Regions from separate parts of the Homo sapiens genome. Here region 2 is linked to region 1. Evidence: chromatin loops called from intact Hi-C (ENCODE). Cell type or tissue: psoas muscle. All regions are shown on one strand. Each heading gives the region's core, and the rest is flanking DNA. Links, peaks and the distances in the headings are about the cores only.

Region 1 (5,377 bases), core at 148-5,147:
CTATGCAAATGGTAGCCGCTCACGACAATGGCAATGGAGGAATTGGATTTTAAATTTTATTTAACTTTATTTTAGTGTATTGTATTTTCGAGACAGAGTCTTGCTCTGTCCCCCAGACTGGAGTACAGTGGCACGATGTTGGCTTACTGAAACCTCCACCTCCCGGGTTTAAGCGATTCTCGTGCCTCAGCCTCCCGAGTAGTTGGGACTACAGGCGCGCATCGCAGCGCAAGCCACCACGGCCGGCTAATTTTTTGTATTTTTAATGGAGACGGGGTTTCGCCATGTTGCCCAGGCTGGTCTGGAACTCCTGAGCTCAGGCAATCCACCTGCCTTGGCCTCCCAAAGTGTTAGGATTACAGGCGTGAGCCACTGCGCCCGGCAACTTTAATAATTTTAAATCTAAATAGCCACATGTGCTTTGTGGCTAGCTTCCTGGATGGGGCGGGAAGGACATTGATAGGCAGCTCACGGGAGCACTGGGCAGGAGGCCGTCTGGATTCAAATACAACAGCCCTGTGCTGTCCACGTGTGGTTGTGGGAATTCACTGAGACGACTTAGCAGGAGCCCCACACTCAGTTTCGGGCACAGTGTAGATTCTCAGGAAAGCAAGGCCGTGTTGTTCTGATGGAACCCAAGGTTTGGGGTCTAGATTAGGCCAGCTTCAGCTTCTCCATCCCCCTGGTTTCTACACTCCTTCAGGCTCTTCCTAAGTCAGGCACTGTAGCAGGCTGGCTTGTGTCCTCAAAAAGGATATGTTTAAGTCCTAACCCCTAGTACCCATGAATATGACCTTGTTTTGAAATAGGGTCTTTGCAGATGTGATCAGTTTAAAGGTCTTGAGATGAAATCATCCTGGATTGAGGGTGGGCCCTCCATCCAAAGACTGGGTGCTCTTATTTTAAGTTCAAAAGTACAACCGCAGGTTTGTTATATAGGCACACTTGTGTCATGGGGGTTTGTCGTACAGATGATTTCATCACCCAGGTATTAAGCCTAAAACCCATTAGTTGTTTTTCCTGATCCTCTTTTTCCTCCCACCCTCCAAAAGGCCCCAGTGTGTGTTGTTCCCTTCCGTGTGTCCATGCGTTCTCATTATTTAGCTCCCACTTATAAGTGAGAACATGTGGTATTTGGTTTTCTGTTTCTGTGCTAGCGTGCGAAGGATAATGGCCTCCAGCTCCATCCACGTCCCTGAAAAAGACACGATCTCGTTCTTTTTTATGGCTGCGTAGTATTCCATGGTGTGTATACACCACATCTTCTTTATCCAGTCTACCATTGGTGGGCACTTAGGTTGATTCTGTCTTTGCTATTGTGAGTGCTGCCGCAATGAACATTCCCTTACATGTGTCTTTATAATAGAATGATTTATATTCCTTTGGGGATGTACCCAGCAATGGGATTGCTCAGTTGAACGATATTTCTGTCTTTAGGTCTTTGAGGTATCGCCACACTGTGTTCCACAATGGCTGAACTAATTTATACTCCCACCAACAGTGTAAAAGTGTTTGAAAGGGGTTACATTCCTTAGCCCCATCATGAGGACCTGGTTCAGTGAGCAGAGTTGAGGGAAGGTAAAACAGGACCTAGAAATGGCCACAGCTAGAGCGCCACCCGAGCTGCCAGGACCAGGCTGGACTCTGCACACGAGGTTGTCCGGGGCAGGGCAGGGCCAGGGCATGCCTGGAGCTGCCACCACTGTAGCACAGAACACGGGGTCTTAACCTGGGTGAGGAGTCAGGAGGTCTGTGAACTTAGATAGGAAAGAAATTCCATTTTTATTTTCCCTGACTTCTAACTACATGTTGGCCTTTTCTTCCTCGCAAAGTCTTAACCTGGGTGAGGAGTCAGGAGGTGTGTGAACTTAGATAGGAAAGAAATTCCATTTTTATTTTCCCTGACTTCTAACTACATGTTGGCCTTTTCTTCCATTAGGAACACAGGCAATGAAGCACACTGTGGGGGACACACCTGTGATTGTCGAAATCACGGATATTTTCATACTGCATTGCAGCTGTTGCCAGTATCATCAGTGACTTTCATCCTTCTCTCTGCTTTGTAATTATGGTGGTTATAAGGCGGACAACTCAATCTTGTCTTAAGCTATTAATAAAAAACATGTGCACTATCATATCACAGTTGGGAGGGCGGGGTGGGGATTGTTACATTTTGTTACATTTTGTTAGCTGTATTTCAACATACTGGTTTCCTTGGGAAGCCCATGTACTTTTTTTCATGCATTTGAAGTCTGAATTCTGAGAAAGGGTCCATAGGCTTCCCTAGGCTGCCGCAGGGGTTCATGACACAGAACAGGGTAAGAGCCACTGGCATGGACACTAGAAACCTACACCAATGCTGTTGTATCACTTTTCAGACAAGCTCTGTGCAGTCGGAATTTTTTAAAGATGCACTGTCACTTGAGGAAGACAGGTGATCTTCCTGCGGCACAAATAGAAGCAAAGAGATTTCTCTTCTTCTCTGTAGAGCAACACAATTGATAAATGGCCGATAATCTCCACCAAATTGGCAGCAGTAGGCTGCCCGAAGGCAGCAGGCATATTCGTCTTTGTGAATTGTTTTACTATGATGCTGTCACATTTCCAGGAATAAGACGGTTAAAATGATATATTGTTGTGGTTTGGCATTTGCAGCTTTGCTCTGACTTCCCTGGTAACTGCCAACATCTGCAAATTATTATGTGCTTAAAAAAAAAATCAACCGCCACCGCAGGCTGCCCCCACGGTCCCTGGCTGGGCCAGGCCTCCTGCCAGGCCACAGGGCAGAGTTCTTGGACCAGGAGGCAGCAGGGTCAAAACCCAGGTTGCCTAGGAAGCCCCCAAAGACAGTTATGGATAGAGCTGGGAGCCCGAAACACATGCGGCAGTCTCTCAGTTTCCAGGTACCGGTTCTCACATCATCCATGCATGTGTTTGAGGAAAAACAAAAAAAAATTGATGGTTGCCAAAAACAAAAATGCTTCCATATCAAAGTTTATCAGTGTCAATGTCAAGAGACTTCTGGTTCGTAGACTCATTTTGGCTTGAGGCCACCAGAAGTGAACTCTGGTTTCTAAATGCAGAAGCAGAGGCACTGGCCGATCATGGAAGATGCAGGGAACTGTTCAAGAGGCCCAAGCCTGGTGCTCAGAAACTTGGCAGGATCAAGCATCTCGCCCAGGAATTCATCCCCTGCTTGTCTAAGCCGGCTGGCTCTCGTGACTGACTCGGAACAACAGAGCAGATGTTTGCGTGGGAGGCAAGCCTCACCCAACATCTGTCCTGCGGCGGGAAGGCCTGGGTGTTCACAGATAGAGCTGGAGTTCCCCGGTGGGTGGCACAGACAATTAGCTGGGGCTGCCTCACATGTAATCTAATTACAGGGGAAACAGGCTCAAACACCGGGTGATAAGCAGCGCAACTGTTTCGGGTGACTCTGTAATTTTTCCTCCATTAATTTTCTCCATAACGCACATGATTGTCATAAGGGTTAATTAAAAAGAGCGTGAGTGGCCTCATGTCACATGTAGCTGGACCAGAAAGTGTTGAGTACCTGCTCATGCGTGCAAGAGGAGGAGGGAGGAGCACATCACTGAACTTCACATGAAATTGGATACCCGGGATTAGAGACAGTAGAGGGTTTTGGTGAAATCAGATACACATTGCAAAGCAGCACACCGCGATAATTCAATTTGGATATACTGACATGGACTGTATAAACAAGGAGAATGGAAGGCAAAAGGGTGATTCCAGGGAGGCTTCCTGGAGGAGGTGAGCTCTTCAAAGAGGTCATGTGCACAGGTAGAGGAAAGAAATAGAAAAAAAAAAAAAAAAGAGCACTAGAGCCAAGGACAGGAAGGATCACAACCATAGGGACAAGGATCCAAAACCATGAGGTTAGAACCTGAAGACAAGGAACCAGACTCAAGGAAAAAGTTTCCTTCAAAGATAACGGCTGATGGGTGCAAGGAGGTATCGAGGGATAGAGGATGTCCAACCCCAAGCTATAAGCAAAAGTCCAACAACTGATATCTCTTGTTTGCAACCCATCTCAAAGCCACCAAGCCTTGTGTAAACATCACCCAGAGTGGCCAAGACACCAAGTGAGCAGAGCCTGGTGACATCTAGGATTTGCACATAGCAGGCGATGAATAAACCCATGCTGTCTGACTTCGGAACTTTGACCTCAAGTTCATCACCTCTAGTATTTGTGGATGAAGTCAATGATAGAGTTAGTTCTTGCTTGTTCATGAAGCGGATGGTGCATCATTCTAAGCAATGCATAACATATCTGTTTTTAAAATGTTTTTATATGCATCTTGGATCACATTAAAATTACTTTGCATTTTGGACCATACAACAACTGATGGGGTTGGGAGTAGGGAGTGGACACTCCAGCCCTTCCTGCACTGAAAGAATGGATGTGCAAGCCACATGCTCTAAGAGGGTGGAGGCATCCTCTTACCTAAATACTAGACTGGCATCAGCAGCTGCAATCCCCGATCTAGTTGCCTTGCTGGCAGTATCTCAACCAATTGTTTTAATTTGAGACTTCATAATGACAATCCAAAGCTCACTTGATTATGATTATCACTGAGGAAGGCATTATTCAGAGTGTAGCAAATAGATAATATAGCTTTATCTACACAGCATCGCTCAGAGTGCAGCAAGTAAATCATATGGCCTGATCTACACACACACAAACACACACACATGAAGTCAGGAATATCTGACAGTGCAGTTCTAGTGTCCCCAAGCCTGTGATGGGTGTGCAAGATAGCGCCGTCCTGGGTCTGGCCCGATCCACGGGCGTTTGGATTCTGGGTTGGCTCATCCCCTGGGCTTTCTCTGCTTCTGTGGATCCCACTCCAGAGAGTGCTGGCATCGCCTCTTTCTTCAGGCTCTGAAGCCTCTTTCAATTCAGAACTTGAAATTCATTGCAGAGAACCCTCAGTCGTTTTGTCTGCAATCAAGTGACGGTGACTGCATTAGTCCCTGGGGCTGCCATAACAAAGCACCACAAACGGGAGGCTTAAAACAACAGGAATTTATTCTCTCACCGTTCTGGAAACCAGAATTCTGAAATCAAGCTGTCGGCAGAGTTGGTTCTCTCGAAGGACTGGGAGGGAGAATCTGTTCCCTGCCTTGCCTTTAGATTCCGCTGCTTCCAGCAGTCCGTGGCTGTCACATGGCCTTCTCCCTCTGGAGTGTGTCTCTGTGTCTGTCCTCCTCTTCTTGTGATATCACGAGTCATATTGGAATAAGGGCCCACCAGACACCAGTATGATTTCATCTCAGCTAACTGCACTGGCAGTGACCTTATTTCCAAATAAAGCCAAATGCTGAAGCAGCAGGGGTTAGGACTTCAATGTGTCTC
Region 2 (5,377 bases), core at 215-5,214, 100 kb after region 1:
GAGTCAACAGCAGCTGAATGTTGGTGGGCAGGGACACCCTGTGACGTTCAGGTGAAGTTCAGGACCCAGCCCTGTTGAGTTTGAGCAAGGTCAACATTTTCCTAACATCTTCTGGGTATTTCCACAGTTGAGAATACCAAATGATGTGGGCAGCTTGCTGGGTGCCAAGTACAACATGACGGACCCACTTACTGGGTCCATTTACTGCCAAGCCGGGCACTTACTGGGCCCACGCTAGTGGCTGTACTGCTGTGTGGCCAGACCTGGCTGTGGGAGGTGGGAGGTAATCAGGGCTTCACAAAGAGAGAACAGACATTTCCTCCACAGTGAAGGAGGAGCTGCCACTCCCACCTTCCCTCCACCTTCTGGCCAGTGTCTCTAACATGCTCAGCACAAGTGTCACCTGGGGTGCCTGCTAAAGATACAGGTTCTAATGGCTGTAATCCCAGCACTTTGGGAGGCCGAGGCAGGCGGATCACAAGGTCAGGAGATCGAGACCATCCTGGCTAACACAGTGAAACCCCGTCTCTACTAAAAATACAAAAAATTAGCCGGACACAGTGGCGGGCACCTGTAGTCCCAGCTACTCAGGAGGCTGAGGCAGGAGAATGGCGTGAACCCGGGAGGCGGAGCTTGCAGTGAGCTGAGATCACGCCACTGCACTCTAGCCTGGGCAACAGAGTGAGACTCCATCTCAAAAAAAAAAAAAAAAAAAAATACAGGTTCTAGACCCTGTCCCACAGCTACAGAAGCCAGCTTCCCACTCTGGGCAGCTGCCATTCAACAAGCACCCCCATATGCCCGTGGTTCTCGAGTACTGATGGGCATCAGAATCTCCAGACACTTGTCAAAATCCACGCCTTTACATTTACCCCAGTCTATGAATCAGCATCTCCAGAAACCAGGCCAGGTGATTCTCAGGCATCTAAAGTTTGAGATCCTACTTTGGATGAGTGATTTTCAAAGTGGAGTCCCCAGACAAGCAGCTCCTGTGTCACCTGGGAGCTTGTTAGGCACATTCTTGGGTCCCACCCCAGACCTCCTGAGTCAGAAACTCGGGATGAGGCCCCACCCTCCAGGTGAGAGCCACTGGAGTTAGACTGTGAGCTTCCCAAGGCCATGCACTTGTCCTGGTCACAGCTTAGAGTGTGGTACTTGGTGCTGAGTCAGCACGGGGGCTCTCCCTGGCTTCTAAGAGAAGTGAATGAGTTTTCCTCACCACTGACTGCCCAGGACACCCCATCTGGGCCAGAAGGAGCTGCCTGCTGTCTCCTTCTCCCAGGGGCCAGAATACAGCTCCTTAGGCACCTGTATTTGCAGGAAAGGCTGCTGTATGGGGAGAGAGCAGGCCTTGCCCTCAGTTTGGCTAACTTCTCACAGCTCCAGTTTCATCTATCTTGCTCTACCGCTGCAAAAGAATTGCCCCATGCCTTATGCATTTTGCCTCAGAGTCCCAGGAGTGCAATGTCCAATGTGGGGTGTGCTTTCTCTACTAGCTTAAAGTACAGAACAAATACCCCTCTGCTCCTATATGAACATGAACTGTTCATTCTAGTGATGGCTCTGAACAAAGCCGGGGGTCCCCTTTAAGTTGGCTTGAACATTTGCATTTCTGTTCCAGTCCTACTCATTTACAGATAACACACGGAGCCCTCCAAGCCCTTGCCACCCCTTTCCAGTCCTATTCCACTCTTCCCTCACCCTTCCCAGACCAGCTCAAGCACCCCTCATCCAGGAAACTTCCCCAGCCCTTTCCAGCTCTGGCTGATCTACCTGCTCTCCAAAGGTGAAGAAGCCGTTGCCTTCAGTGAGAATTTGGCACTTTGGGGCTCTCTTGAACCTTTGTCTTATTTCCCCAATAAAAGTGATAGTCCGATCAGGGCAGGGTCAATATTTATTGTCTTATTTTCATTCCGTCAAATTACTCAGCACCCCAGAGAGTTTTGATCATGAAGGTGCTCAGTAAGTGTTGGATGGCAGCATAGAGGTCAATCACAAAAGCAAGAAACCACACAGCCACTGCTGCAGATGAATGTCTCTGGATCTGCCCACACCCTTAGAATGGTTCCAGATCAACTGGGCGTCTGTCCAGCAGCCTAGGAGTGAGCTTTGGATCCTTTACAAAAACAAGAAGGCAGTAGCACCCCCTGAAAACCATGCCTTACAGTTAACCTGCCTCTAAGGTACAGGCCCTTCCAACCTGCTGTTTAGCAGGGAGAAGGGGGCCAGGCATGGTGGCTCATGCCTGTAATCCCGACACTTTGGGAGGCCAAGGCGGGTGGATCACTTGAGGTCAGGAATTTGAGACCAGCCTGGCCAACATGGTGAAACCCTGTCTGTACTAAAAATACAAAAATTAGCCGGGCATGGCGGTGCACACATGTAATTCCCAGCTACTCAGGAGGCTGAGGCAGGAGAATCACTTGAACCAGGGAGACAGAGGTTGCAGTGAGCCGAGATCAGGCCACTGCACTCCAGCCTGGACAACAGAGCAAGACTCCGTCTCAGAAAAAAAAAAAAAAAATAGCGGGGAGAAGGACCTTGGATTTGGCTTCAACAGACCTATGTTCAAATTAATCACTACGTATTATTAATATCAAAATAACTGTTAACCTACAGCTGACCTCAGCCACTGCCCTCTGCTGGCCCACTCTGGAGGGATCTGGCTCTGCACCCCGGATTTCTGCCCTTCCTGCACCCTCCCAGGAGGACGCTGCTCCTACCCTATGTTGGGGGGCATTTGAGTTTGGAGATCAAGGAGAACTGCGAAGAGAAGAGAAGAAGAGCTTCAGTCATGGCTGGAGGGAGGCATTGGAAAGGAGGTCAGAAGGACGCAGTCAGAGAGTGTGGGAAAATTGGAATGCCGGAAGAAGGAGAAATGAAATGAGAAGGGGTGCTGGGGATAAGTTGGATCCCCTTTAATATACTTCCAGAAGTGCAAATAAATGATGGGATTTCCTTTACATTGATCTTCAATGATCAAACTGTGCTTCTTAAACTAAACATGATTCTCAGAGACAGTCACGGCTGCAATGCGGTTACAATGATGAGAAGCCTTTCCTGGCCCTGGAGCTAACTACATCCCATGCAACTGGCCCCGACATAGGTACTGCTGTCATAATGACCTTGCAGGTGGGGACAGTCAGGCAGACAAGAGGTTGCCCTAGGCCCCACAGCTGGGCAAGGCAAAGCCCAAAATAGAGTTCATGCTGGTGCCAGGTCAGTGCTCTCAGACACTCATGTCCTGTCTCTAGGCAGGGCCAGCCCCTCCCCGTGCAGGGCTCCAGCCAGGCTCTCACCCCCTTCCTTAAAAGTGAACCGGATCCAGGACCAACAGCTTGAGACAGCACTCTGGGAAGCTGATCCCCAAGTTGACGTCTGAGGCTCAAATTCTCTCTGATTCAACCCCACGAGGAGCCAGCTGGGGTCTGAGCCGGGGCAGCAGGGACAGAGCTGCCGCCGGGGGTCTGCTGCCAGCGGGCATCGCCGAGGAGGGCGCAGCCTGCGGGCTGGATAGAAACCAGACAAAGGGCACTCCAGGCCCACCGGGCCGGCCATCCGGAGGGTCTACAGCTAATTAAGACTGAAGGGAGCACTGAATAACCCTTTTGTGGATCAAAAGCACTCTGTTGGAAACCCAGCTGACAACTCCAACAAAACTGACTTCATGGTTTCTTATGAGAAAACTGTGAATACATCGAGGACTGAAGAAGCGCTTTGTTCCAGACCTTCGTGGGACCACCAGAGATTCAGATTACAAAGCGGCCCTGCCCGGCTGCAACAAACAGCGCCTCGCTGAAGCCAAGGCTGTCTCGGTGTAGGAAAGCCAGAAATAACACATTACACTGAAGCCGGGGCATGGTGTGGCCACGACTGCTCGCTCATGTGCTTCATTTACAGAAAAGGACACACACACCCCACCACAATCCGATTAGAACCAGACAAGACTGGAAGGCTGGGCACAAATCACACTGAGCCCCTCCCCCAAGAGGGTCTCCTCTGAGCCTGTATCAGGATGGGTTCTTCGGACATTTAAAGGCAACTGAAAATACAAAGGCTCCTTTCACTTCTGCACTCCAGGCTGCTCTCGGGCATCACCCAGAACTTCAAACACGCCCCATGCCAGGATCCCAGCCCCAGGGACTGTAATGTAATTGACCTCGGTGCAGCCTGACGTCAGCATTTGTAGGAGCTACCTGGGTGTCGTGAGTTGGATGGTGCCCCCTCCCAGAAGATATGTCCACCCAGAACCTCCAAATGTGACTTGACTGGAATAAGGGTCTTTGTAGATATCATTAACCCTTTTCCCACTTGCCCAAGAATACTCCCCAGCAGCATTTACCCCAAGATAACTTTGCTGCAAAATACCTTGCTTTTATTATTATTTTCAAATCGCTCTAGTGTATTGACTTTGGAAACAAAACACATCATTCCATTTATAGCATTCTGGTTTTAGTAGTGGTATTTCCATTTACAAAACTATAGTAATTCTCGAGTGCTGAAAATGTCAAATCCTAGAAAACGTCGCATTCCTGCACGTGATGTTAACATTGTTCTTGAAAACAGTTATTGGCCAGAGATTCATTTGATGAATCCGATTCTTCCGAAACAGATGATTCTGATGATTTAGACGATTCTGATGTTAGTTCTGTGCAGAAATAACTCCAAGAACAGTTTTTGTATTTTATTTTCACATTGAAAATCCATCAGATTTGCTTCAGCCTCAAAGAGCATGTTTATGTAAAAAATGAGTACTGGCAGTGAGCTGCACTTTATTTTCTAAACGGAAAAAGGGTGAAGGTAAAGATCTCTAGATGAGATCATCCTGGATGAGGGCGGGCCCTAAATCCAATGACTCGTGTCCTCATAGGAGACAGAAAAGGAGATCCTGCAAACAAGGCCGTGTGAAGACAGAGGCAGAGACTGGAGTGATGCTGGTTCCATACAAGGAAGGCCAAGGATGGAGGTCATGAGGAACAGGAGGGAAGCCTGGAATACATGTTCCCATGCAGCTGCCAGCAGGGGCCACCCTGCCCACACCTTGACTTTGGCCTTCGGAACTGTGAGGGAGCAAATTTCTGTGTTCTAAGCCAGCGGTCCTCAACCTTTTTGGCACGAGGGACCAGTTTTGCAGGAGGCAATTTTTCCACACACGGGGGGGATGGTTTCAGGATGACTCAAGGGCATGATGCGTATTGTGCACTTTATTTCTATTATTATTACACTGTAATATGTAATGAAATCATTACACAACTCACAAGAATGAAGAATCAGTGGGAGACCTGAGCCTGTTTTCCTGCAACTAGACAGTCCCATCTGAGGGTGATGGGAGACAGTGACAGATCATCAGGCATTAGATTCTCATAAGGAGCGTACC

What was found. Hi-C counts contacts between places; a loop is a spot of excess contacts. Peaks named below come from ENCODE experiments on the same cell type or tissue, not always from the same donor. Only the 100,000 strongest peaks of a DNase experiment are listed, where the experiment ranks them.
Region 2: it touches region 1 in a loop (3-fold over the local background); 3 of 110 quality-filtered maps call a loop at or near these places.

The regions. Positions count from the first base shown.
Region 1 is chr21:38,982,531-38,987,907 of GRCh38, forward strand. LINC02940 (long intergenic non-protein coding RNA 2940) reads right to left here. Exons shown (of 7, transcript XR_007067867.1): 6 at 5,061-5,377; 7 at 2,821-4,963. Among named protein-coding and RNA genes, the nearest start is that of LINC01700, 7.4 kb to the left of the region's middle. RefSeq lists an enhancer at 3,035-3,204. In psoas muscle, for the core only: no CTCF peak of the experiment used is centred there; a DNase peak (open chromatin) is centred at 3,231; H3K4me3 peaks cover 3,099 bases; H3K27ac peaks cover 3,333 bases.
Region 2 is chr21:39,084,075-39,089,451 of GRCh38, forward strand. It overlaps LINC02943 (long intergenic non-protein coding RNA 2943), which reads right to left and starts at 459. Exons shown (of 7, transcript XR_001755055.2): 1 at 1-459. In psoas muscle, for the core only: a CTCF peak has its summit at 2,663 (motif pointing left); DNase peaks (open chromatin) are centred at 3,267, 3,827 and 5,034; H3K4me3 peaks cover 1,778 bases; H3K27ac peaks cover 4,027 bases.